Regions from separate parts of the Homo sapiens genome. Here region 1 is linked to region 2. A link is an interaction called in ENCODE POLR2A ChIA-PET data of the cell type or tissue named here. Cell type or tissue: GM12878. All regions are shown on one strand. Links, peaks and the distances in the headings refer to the core of each region. The heading gives the core; the rest is flanking DNA. Region 1 overlaps ZNF687-AS1 (ZNF687 antisense RNA 1). Region 2 has its middle 7.7 kb from the start of CGN.

Region 1 (5,377 bases), core at 62-5,061, 230 kb after region 2:
GTAAACACGCTTTGTAAAGTAATTGGCAGTTGGGATTAGTGTGCCCTTTCTCCCGGAGCCTTGCATCCTGTGCATTTGCTCAGGTGCTGTTCCTTCTCTGAGCAACTAATTAAAGGTCCCTAACCCGATGTAACCAACCGGCATTCCATTTCCACCTCCTCTTCTGGTCTCCCTATGCGGAATAACAATTACTACTCATATACACATAATATTTTGGGGGGCTCACGCCTGTAATCCCAGCACTTTGAGAAGTCTAGGTGGGTAGCTCACTTGAGCCCTGGAGTTCGAGACTAGCCTGTGCAACACAGCAGGACTCTGCCTCTACAGAATATTTGGAAAAAAAAATTAGCCAGGGGTGTTGGCAGGCACCTGTGATCCCAGCTACTGGGGAGGCTGGGATGGAAGGATCGCTTGAGTCCAGGAAGTCAAAACTACAGTGAGCCGGGATCGCACCACTGCACTCCAACCTGGGAGACAGAGCGAGACTCTGTCTCAAAAAAAAAAAAAAAAAAAACACACACACACAGAAAAACTTTATTTATTTTATTAATAAACATATTATTAATAACTCACGTAGTCCTTACCACAACCATGGAAGGAGGTACTATTTCAGGTACTGGAGATGTAGCAATGAACAAAGCAGACAAGAAGCCCTGTCATGAAACACACATTCCTAAAGAGAAGACAAACAATAAATATTAGAAATGGTAGCTGCCAAGGAATAAAATAGAGTTATCAAGCCATGCAAAGACAGAGGAATCTTCGATGCATATGACTAAGTGAAAGAAGCCAATCTGAAAAGGTTGCATGCTGTATGATTCCAGCTATGTGACATTCTAGAAAAGGCAAAACTATAGAGAGTAAAAAGATCAGTGGTTGGTTGCTGAGGGTTCAGGTGGAGGGAGAGAGATGAATAAATAAATGGAGCACAGGGGACTCTTACAACACTGAAACTATTCTATGTGATACTGTAATAGTGGATACATGTGTCAACAGCCATGGAATGTACAACACAAAGAGTGAACCCTGTGAGCATGGTGGCTCACACATGTAATCCCTGAACTTTGGGAGGCCAAAGCGGGAGGATCAACAAAAAATTTGAAAAATTAGCCGCGTACAGTGGCGCACACCTGTAGTCCCAACTACTCAAGTGGCTGAAGCAGGAGAGTCCCTTGAGCCCAGAAGTTTGAGGCTGCAGTGAGCTACGATCCTGCTGCCGCACTCCAGCCTGGGCAACAAAGTGAGACCCTGTCTCTTAATAATAATGTTTCCATATTGGTTCATCAATTGTAACAAATGTACCACACTAATGCGAGATATTAATAAATAATAGAGTAACCTGAGCAACATGGAGAGACCCCATCTCTACAAAAAAACTTTTTTTTAAGTAGCGTGGCATGGTGGTGCACACCTGTGGTCCCAGCTACTTGGGAGGCTGAGGAGGGAGAATCACCTGAGCCCTGGAGGTCAAGGTTGCAGTGAGCTGTAATCACACCACTACACCCCAGCCTGGGCAAAAGACCAAGACCTTGTCTCAAAATAATAATAATAATAGGGGAAACTGGAGAGAGAGGATGTGTGGGAACTCGCATTTTGTGCTCAATTTTTCTGTAAACCTAAAAATGCTGTAAAAAATAAAGTGTATTAATTTAAAAACAAAAACAATTTAAAAAAAAAAACAAAGCAGGCGGCTGGGCGCAGTGGCTCATGCCTGTAATCCCAGCACTTTGGGAGGCCGAGGCGGGTGGACCATGAGGTCAGGAGATCAAGACCATTCTGGCTAACATGGTGAAACCCTGTCTCTACTAAAAATACAAAAAATTAGCTGGTCATGGTGGCACACGCCTATAGTCCCAGCTACTTGGGAGGCTGAGGCAGGAGAATCGCTTGAACCCGGGAGGCAGAAGTTGCATTGAGCCGAGATCGCACCACCACACTCCAGCCTGGGTGACAGAGCAAGACTCTGTCTCAAAAAAACAAAAACAAAAGCAAGGAAAGATGACAGTAAGTGTGGGAGGGTTGCAATTTTAGGTAGGGTGGACAGTAAAGGCCTTTTCGAGAAGATGGTGGTTAAGTAAAGGTCTGAAAGAGATGAGGGAGTGAGCCATGCAGCTATCTGGGACAAGAACATTCCAGGAGGAAAGAACAAGTACAAGGTCCTCAGGAGGGGAGTGTGTTCCAGAGGGGGTGGGAGGAGTGAATTGGGTCATGGGATGCTTTGGAAGCTATGGGAAGGTCTTTGGCATTTTCTCACGGTGGGTTAGAAAGCCATCAAAAGGAGACAGATGACATGGTGGCCTGACTTAAACGTTTTAAAAGGGTTGAAAGTGGGGTGTGGAAGAAAGAAAAAGACTCCAAAGCATGGAGGCTGAGGAAGTAGAAGCATGATGTTGCCCCATTTCTTGAGCTGAGAAGACTACAGGAGATGCAGGTTTTAGGGGTTAGGTCGGTAGCTCAGTTTTAGTCATGTTGAGGTATTACACATCCAAGTGGAGATACAAATGTAGGTGTCATCAGCTTATAGATAGTATTTAAAACCCAGGTCAGAATGGATGAGATCACCAAGGGAGGATTGAGGCATGGGAAACTCCGAAGTTAAAAGGTCAAGGAGATGAGAAGAACAGCAAAGAGGAAGGAAGGAACCAGGAGAGTGTTGTAACCTTCAAGCTAAATTTAAAAAGTATCTCAAGAAAGAGGAAGAGAGAATGATAGTCAGATGCCACTAAAATATCAAATAGGATGAAACCTGAGAATTGACCAATGGATTAAGGCAAAATGGAGGTCACTGGTGATCATGATGAGGAGAGAGTTGATGGACTGGTGGGGACAAAAGCCTTCATGGAATGGGTTTACAAGAATGGAGGAGGAAAAAAGAAAAGTCACTATAAAACTCTTTCAAAGGAAGGAAGGAGAAAAAAGATGGTAACTAGAGGAAAAAGAGTGACCAAGAGGACTATTTCTTTTAATGGTTACATTTTTTTCTCATCAGGTTCTACTGACCCAAGGAAAGGACTGTTTGAAGATGAAGAAGTTGTATGTCAGTACACGGGTGGGGAGGATCCTGTAGACAGGAAAAACCGAAGTTGTAGCAGAGCGATAGGGAAAGTTTCTGGAGTCATGTTCTTCAGAAGGTGAGCGAGAGGGTCAAGTTCACAAACAGAGGAATTGCCTTACACAGGGGCAGGGACAGTTCCCGAATAATAATTGGGAGAGAAGGCAGAGTGAGCGGGCATGGGTCGAGGGAGCTGGGGAGCTGTGGGATATCTCTTTGTTGCTTCTGTTGTCCAGTGGTATAAGAAACAAGAACATGTGTTGTCAAACTCTTCGTGGGAATAAAAAATCAAGATCACTCTCTAAGAGTGAGGATGAAGAAGAAACTAGGAATTTGAGGAGCAAAAAGATAGGAAATAGGCATTCAGGAGAGAGGAATGGACTAGGAGGGGAGATCAAGAGACTGAGAGGCCAGTGGCCTGGAAGATTCATTTACCTGGATATTTAAATCAGCAGGAATGGGCCGGGTGCAGTGGCTCACTCCTGTAATCCCAGCATTTTGGGAGGCCAAGGCTGGTGGATCACCTGAGATCAGGAGTTCAAGACCAGCCTGACCAACATGGAGAAATTCTGTCTCTACTAAAAATACCAAAATTAGCCAGGCTTAGTGGTGCATGCCTGTAATCCCAGCTACTCGGGAGGCTGAGGTAGGAGAATCGCTTGAACCCGGGAGGCAGAGGTTGTGGTGAGCCAAGATTGTGCCATTGCACTGCAGCCTGGGCAACAAGAGTGACACTCCGATTCAAAAAAAAAAAAAAAAAAGAAAAAATTCTTGAACTTCACATAGAGAGTAGGATTCTATTTATGTATATATATACTATAAATATATAGTATGATTCCATTTATATAAAGTTCAAGCTGGGCGTGGTGGCTCACACCTGTAATCCCAGCACTTTGGGAGGCTGAGACAGGTGGATCACGAGGTCAGAAGTTCAAGACCAGCCTGGCCAAGATCCTGAAACAAAACAAAAATTAGCCAGGCGTGGTGGCACGCACCTGTAATCTCAGCTACTTGGGAGGCTGAGGCAGGAGAATCGCTTGAATCCAGGTGGCAGAAGTTGCAGTGAGCCGAGATCATGCCACTGCACTCCAGCCTGGGCGACAGAGCAAGACTCTGTCTCAAAAAAATAAAATAAAATAAAAATAAATAATAAATAAAGTTCAAGAGCAGGCAAAGTAAATCAATGGTGATAGTAGCAGAATTGTGGTAACCATTGCCTAGGAAAGAGTAAGAGGAATGTGTGTGTGTGCATATATATATATATATATATATATATATAGATAGATAGATAGATAGATATATGCACACACACTCACACACACTTTTTTTTTTTTTTTCTAAACAAGGTCTTGCTCTGTCACCCAGGCTGGAGTACAGTGGTGCAATCACGGCTCACTGCAGCCTCAACTTCCTGGGCTCAAGCGATCCACCCACCTCAGCCTCCCAAGTAGCTGGGGCTACAGATGTGAGCCACTGCGCCTGGCTAGTAGGAGGAATCTTTGGAGATGCACACACAGACACACATACCCCCAGATTAATGGCGCGGCACCTTCTGTTAATAGCACCCACCACCTCTCCTTGTTGCAGCCATCTTCTGCCTCACCCCACTCTGTCCTATACTACTCCTATCCTCATTCTTGATTATTATTATAATTTTTTTTTGAGACTGAGTCTCGCTCTGTCACCCAGGCTGGAGTGCAATGGCACAGTCTCAGCTCACTGCAACCTCCACCTCTCAGGTTCAAGCGATTCTCCTGCCTCAGCCTCCCGAGTAGCTGGGATTACAGGTGCCCACTACCACACCCGGCTAATTTTTTATGTGTGTTTTTAGTAGAGACGGAGTTTACCATACTGGCCAGGCTGGTCTCGAACTCCTGACCTCGTGATCTGCCTACCTCGGCCACCCAAAGTGCCGGGATTACAGGCGTGAGCCACCATGCCTGGCTTTTTTTTTTTGAGAGAGGGTCTCACTCTGCTACCCAGGCTGGAGCGCAGTGGTACAATCTCGGCTTACTGCAGCCTTGAGCTCCTGGGCTCATGTGATCCTCCCACTTCAGCCTCCCGAATAGCTGGGACTACAGGCATGCACCACCACGCCCAGCTAATTTTTTTATTATTGGTAGAGATGAGCCACCACATCTACCCTATTTTTATATTTATTTATTTATTTATTTATTTAGCGATGGAGTTTCACTCTTGTTGCCCACGTTGGAGTGCAATGGTGTGATCTCAGCTCAGTGCAACCTCCGCTTCCCAGGTTCAAGCAATTCTCCTGCCTCAGCCTCCCCAGTAGCTGGGATTACAGGCGCCCGCCACCACGCCTGG
Region 2 (5,377 bases), core at 321-5,320:
TCTGTTCTGGAACTTAAATTGGAAGAACAGATGTGAAAGAGTGAGGAGTTGAGAAAGTTGAGGCAGGTAACTAGTTCACCAGATTACTGGACCTGCCAAAGAGAAGTGATTCTCAGGGCTGGAGAATTTGTTAAAAGGTTTTGGAACTGCTGGTATTATCTACAAGCCTAAGGAAGAATATGATAAATGCCAAATCAATGGCACAAATGAAGTGTTACTGGAAAGCTTCCCTTTCAACTAGAATAGAGTGATTTATAATCTGGGCCTTGAAAAAACAGGCAGGGGAAAGGAAGGAAGAAAGACAGCAAGAAAACGTGCAAAGGCCCTAGGGGCAGAAAAGCATCATGTCAGTTTAGCGAACTGGAAGGTTAGCCTGTAGAGCAAAGGGACAGAGAATAGTGGTAAATAAGATGATAGGTAAATTCTGGGGTAGATTGTATAAAGCCTAGAATATCAGAATAAGAAATGTGGGCTTTCGGCTGGGCTCGGTGGCTCACACCTGTAATCCTAGCACTTTGGGAAGCTGAGGCAGGTGGATCACCTGAGATCAGGAGTTCAAGACCAGTCTGGCCAACATGGTGAAACTCTGTCTCTACAAAAATACAAAAAAATTAGCCAGGCATGATGGCGGGTGCCTGTAATCCCAGCTACTCAGGAGGCTGAAGCAGGAGAATCGCTTGAACCCGGGAGGCAGAGGTTGCTGTGAGCTGACATCGCTCCATTGCACCATTGCACTCCAGCCTGGGTGACAAAGAGAAAAGAAAAGAAATGTGGGCTTTCACAGTATTCTAGCCTGAGCAACAGAGCTACACTATGTTTCTTTAAGAAAAAAAAAAAAGAAAGAAGTAAAAAGAAATGTGGGCTTTATTGGTAGGTAATGGAGAGCTATTAAATGTTCTTGAGCAGGAAAGAGGCAGTACTTCAGAAAGTCTCTATGATAAATGCAATGGTAAGGCTTGATTGAGGTAAACCCTAAAAACCACAGTGGTGGCCGGGCGCAGTGGTTCACATCTGTAACCCCAGCCCTTTGGGAGGCTGAGGCAGGCAGATTACCTGAGGTCAGGAGTTCAACAACATGGTGGCCTGGCCAACATGGTGAAACCCCGTCTCTACTAAAAATACAAAAAATAGCTGGGCATGGTGGTGGGCGCCTGTAATCCCAGCTACTCGGGAGGCTGAGGCAGGAGAATCGTTTGAACCCAGGAGGCGGAGGTTGCAGTGAGCCAAGGTCGTGCCATTGCACTCCAGCCTGGGCAACAGGGCAAGACTCTGTCTCAAAAAAAAAAAAAAAAACCACAGTGGTGGCAAAAGGAGGGAAAAGCAAGGACCACTCACCCTGATGCTCTTTTAGCGTATTACTCATCATTTCTCTCTTGAGCTTTGTTTACAAATACTTTGCTCTTCAACAGCAATAATAATATGTAATTATACTAACACTTGGGGCTTTTCCTGGCTAAGTACAATTTCTATTCTGGTTAGGGAAGATAAGAAATGGTCACTGCATATACTCACTTTATATACATGTCCAATCTTTGAGTACAGGACTTCCAAGAGTCCCCAAAAGATATTTCATTCTTTGTGACCCATGTCGTCCACTCTTTTCTCAGTTTGACTAGGGAGGCAGAGCTACAGAGATTTCATGAATGGACATCACTGAGGTAGCGTACCAAGTCAGGAGTCAAGATATCTGTATTCTAATTTTACTTCTGGGAAAGCTGTACTCCTAGCCAAGTCTTCAAAATATTTGGGGCTCTGTTTTCTCTGAGAATTATGAAGATGATCCCAGATTTCATAACTGTATTGTTTCCTTTGGGTTTCTTGAAGAGGAAAAAGTCATGTTCTGCCTCCCACCTCTTCCTTTTGTTATCAGCTAGGAACGTGAGTAAGTGTAGCCAAATCTAGTACATAAAGGATAATTGTTTGGGACAAAGCATTCCAAGCAACTTTTTTCAGTTTAATCAGAGTCACTCCCCGACAAGGGAAAGACTCATTTCCAAGTTCCTTGTATCTCACCACACCCTGTAGCCCCTATTGTCCTAGCTGCGCATCTCTAACTCTCTGAGCAGCTAAATTCCAGTAAGTTCAAAGTCTCTAGTATATATTCATTTTTTTGTTTGTTTTTTAAATAGTAGAAATGGGGTTTCCCTATGTTGGCCAGGCTGCTCCTGAACTCCTGGGATCAAGCAATCCACCCACCTTGGCCTCCCAAGATGCTGGAATTACAGGCGTGAGCCATAGCACCTGGCCTTCAGTCTACATTCAAAATAAGAATATCATTTAAAAGGAAAAAAAAAAAAAGAGCAAGACAGGCCATATATTTCCAATTCCCAGGCCAGGCATGGTGGCTCAAGCCTGTAATCCTAGCACTTTGGGAGGCTGAGGCAGGTGGATCACCTGAAGTCAGGAGTTCGAGACCAGCCTGGCCAACATGGTGAAATCTCGTCTCTACTAAAAATAAAGAAAAAAAATTAGCTGGGCATGGTGGCATGTGCCTGTAATCCCAGCTACTTGGGAGGCTGAGGCACGAGAATCGCTTGAATCCGGGAGGCAGAGGTTGCTGTGAGCCGAGATCGCACCACTGCACTCCAGCCTGGTCAACAGAGCAAGACACCATCTCAAAAAACAACAACAAAAAAAGAAATTAAAAGGAACAGATTCCTTCGTGTAATTCTTTTTCTGGGTTGTTAAAACGCCATTCTGAGGAGAGAGCCAGTTTTCCTCCACACACCCAAACAACAGCTGATTCTACTTCCCATCTCGCTTTCCTCCTCTCATCAATGAAGGGGACAGAAGCTTGGCAGCTCAAACCTATACACACATCCCGCAAGCCCTGAGACTCCTCCAGTTCTCTCACAGTCCACTGTGGCAAAGAGTTTTAGCAGAATCCCATTAATTGCTGATTTGCTCAGGTTTTTTATCTGAATCTTTTTCAAAGTATAAGTCTCATAATACAGAGGCAAAATGACATATGGAAATAGCACTGAACTCCAAGACAAAAATACCTGATGTGGCAGCCATGACATCCCTTAGAAAGAATCTGCCATTCAACTGCCAGAAAGCAATTCACTGTCAGCCCACAGCTGCATCACCTTTGGGATCCACTACCATGTCAGAGCTAAGGCCACACTCTTCCTGAACAGCCCCAAGCCAATGACTGACAGTGTGGTTACTGGGACCTGGCCGTTTCTGCCCACTGTTGATTTCTCTATGTGATAACCTTTGCCCTGGTGCTTTCCACTGGGTAGACTGCCACTTGGAAGGATCTGCACCACAGCTTGAGGTTTTTCTTGCCCGATTTTGCTTCTGCCTTCCTTTACTTTATCAGGATAGGGAAGCCTATCCAAAGTCTTTCTCTGCCCATTCCTGCCTCCTTCTTTATCTTTCACAGGTGTTGCCAGCCAGTAAGCCTCTTGCACTCCTAACTTTGTCTCAGTATCTGCTCCCCAGACCACCTGAACTGACTCAGGTGACCACTCCAGAAGTGGTCTGAAAAAGCGAGCAGTAAGATAGGTTTAGGGAACTGCAGTACTCACTGCCTGGCTGGCAACAAGAACCCCTCCTGGATGTTGTGGGGTACAGGTAGTCTCTGGAACAAGATGGTAGCCAAGTTGCTAAATTTTCACTGATGTGAAATGAGAGAATGCTCCTGTGGTGGAACAGTTCAGGCATAGGGGGTAGGCGGAGGGACAGCAGTGAGTATAGGGACAATGGAATTGGCTGGCTGTTATTAAGTTGCACTGGGCCCTGCCAGGAGAAAATGAAAAGCTGAGAGTAGTTAACAAACGTTGGAAATTAACTGTGAAGGTCAGAGGGCCTTTCTGATGGCTTACAAAGAGGCCCTTATCTATAGCAGTGAGAGAGCAAAAAAATCTGAAGACCAAACTCGAGGACTTCAATAGAGCTCCCAGAGGCAGATCTGCAATCAAGGTCAGGACTCTGCTTGGGAAAACCTGGGACCCTAATACGTGGAATAGAAATATCTGGGCAGGTCCCCCCAAAGATTCTGGCTTTCTGCACTCCTCTGAACCCTCAGAGCCTTAAGACACTGCAGAGGCCTCTCCCCTCCCATGATCTCCTGACTGTGAAGATCTTAATCTTAAACTCTCATGGGTTAAATTACAGCATAGTCTGGTAGCTAAGGACATACTAGGCCTAATAAGGAAAGAAAGGGACTATAACCCAAAGTATCCTGCAAGAACTGGCCAACGTTTAGTGGTAAGAGTAGGGAAGTACCCATGGGATTGGATTTTGACAGTGCTTAATCAAGGGGATGAAATATAAAAGTGGATTAAGGGCAAGTTTTTTAACTTGGGGACCACTTTCTTGGGATAGAATATAACTTCCTGGCCGGGCACCGTGGCTCACACCTGTAATCCTAGCACTTTGGGAGGCCGAGGTGGGCGGACCACCTGAGGTCGGGAGTTCGAGACCAGCCTGACTCACATGGAGAAACCCCGTCTCTACTAAAAGTACAAAATTAGCCAGGTGTGGTGGCGCATGCCTGTAATCCCAGCTACTCAGGAGGCTGAGGCAGGAGAATTGCTTGAACCCGGGAGGCGGAGGTTGCGGTGAGCCAAGATCGTGCCATTGCAGTCCAACCTGAGCAACGAGAATGAAACTCCGTCTCAAAAAAAATAAAAATAAAAAGGAATTTAACTTCCTGGTAAGGACCTGCCCCTAGTGGCTCCTAGGAGCATGGAGGAAATGATAATGGTTGCTGAGTGAAGGTCAAATGTCTGTATTGCCAGAGCAACTGGGGGAAGAAAAGATTAAATGGCTCAGCAAAACGGGCATGATAGAGTGAATTCTAAGAATGCTCCATAGAAGGCCCGGAGGAATCCCTTTTTTTTTGAGATGGAGTCTCGCTCTGTCACCCAGGTTGGAGTGCAGTGGTGCAATCTCAGCTCACTGTAACCTCTGCCTCCCGCGTTCAAGTGATTCTCCTGCTTCACCCTCCCCAGTAGCTGGGATTACATACGCCACCACGCCCGGCTAATTTTTGTATTATTATTATTATTATTTTTGAGATGGAGTCTCGCTCTGTCACCCAGGCTGGAGTGTAGTGGCGCCATCTTGGCTCACTGCAACCTCCGCCTCCCAGGTTCAAGCAATTCTCCTGTCTCAGCCTCCCGAGTAGCTAGGACTACAGGCGCATGCCACCACGCCCGGCTAATTTTTTTTTTTTTGTATTTTTAGTAGAGACAGGGTTTCACTGTGTTAGCCAGGATGGTCTCGATCTCCTGACCTCATGATCCACCTGTCTCAGCCTCCCAAAGTGCTGGGATTACAGGCATGAGCCACCGCGCCCGGCCTAATTTTGTATTTTTAGTAGAGACAGGGTTTCACCATGTTTGCCAGGCTGGACTCAAACTCCTGA

What was found. Peaks named below come from ENCODE experiments on the same cell type or tissue, not always from the same donor. Only the 100,000 strongest peaks of a DNase experiment are listed, where the experiment ranks them.
Region 1: POLR2A ChIA-PET joins it to region 2 with 5 read pairs; 3 of 35 experiments call an interaction of 5 or more read pairs at or near these places.

What each region holds. Positions count from the first base shown.
Region 1 is chr1:151,274,652-151,280,028 of GRCh38, reverse strand. ZNF687-AS1 (ZNF687 antisense RNA 1) reads left to right here. Exons shown (of 2, transcript NR_135595.1): 2 at 1-5. Among named protein-coding and RNA genes, the nearest start is that of ZNF687-AS1, 4.6 kb to the left of the region's middle. In GM12878, for the core only: no CTCF peak of the experiment used is centred there; a DNase peak (open chromatin) is centred at 2,548; H3K27ac peaks cover 692 bases.
Region 2 is chr1:151,500,980-151,506,356 of GRCh38, reverse strand. No RefSeq gene overlaps it. Among named protein-coding and RNA genes, the nearest start is that of CGN, 7.7 kb to the left of the region's middle. RefSeq lists an enhancer at 1,966-2,466. In GM12878, for the core only: no CTCF peak of the experiment used is centred there; no DNase peak of the experiment used is centred there; H3K27me3 peaks cover 171 bases.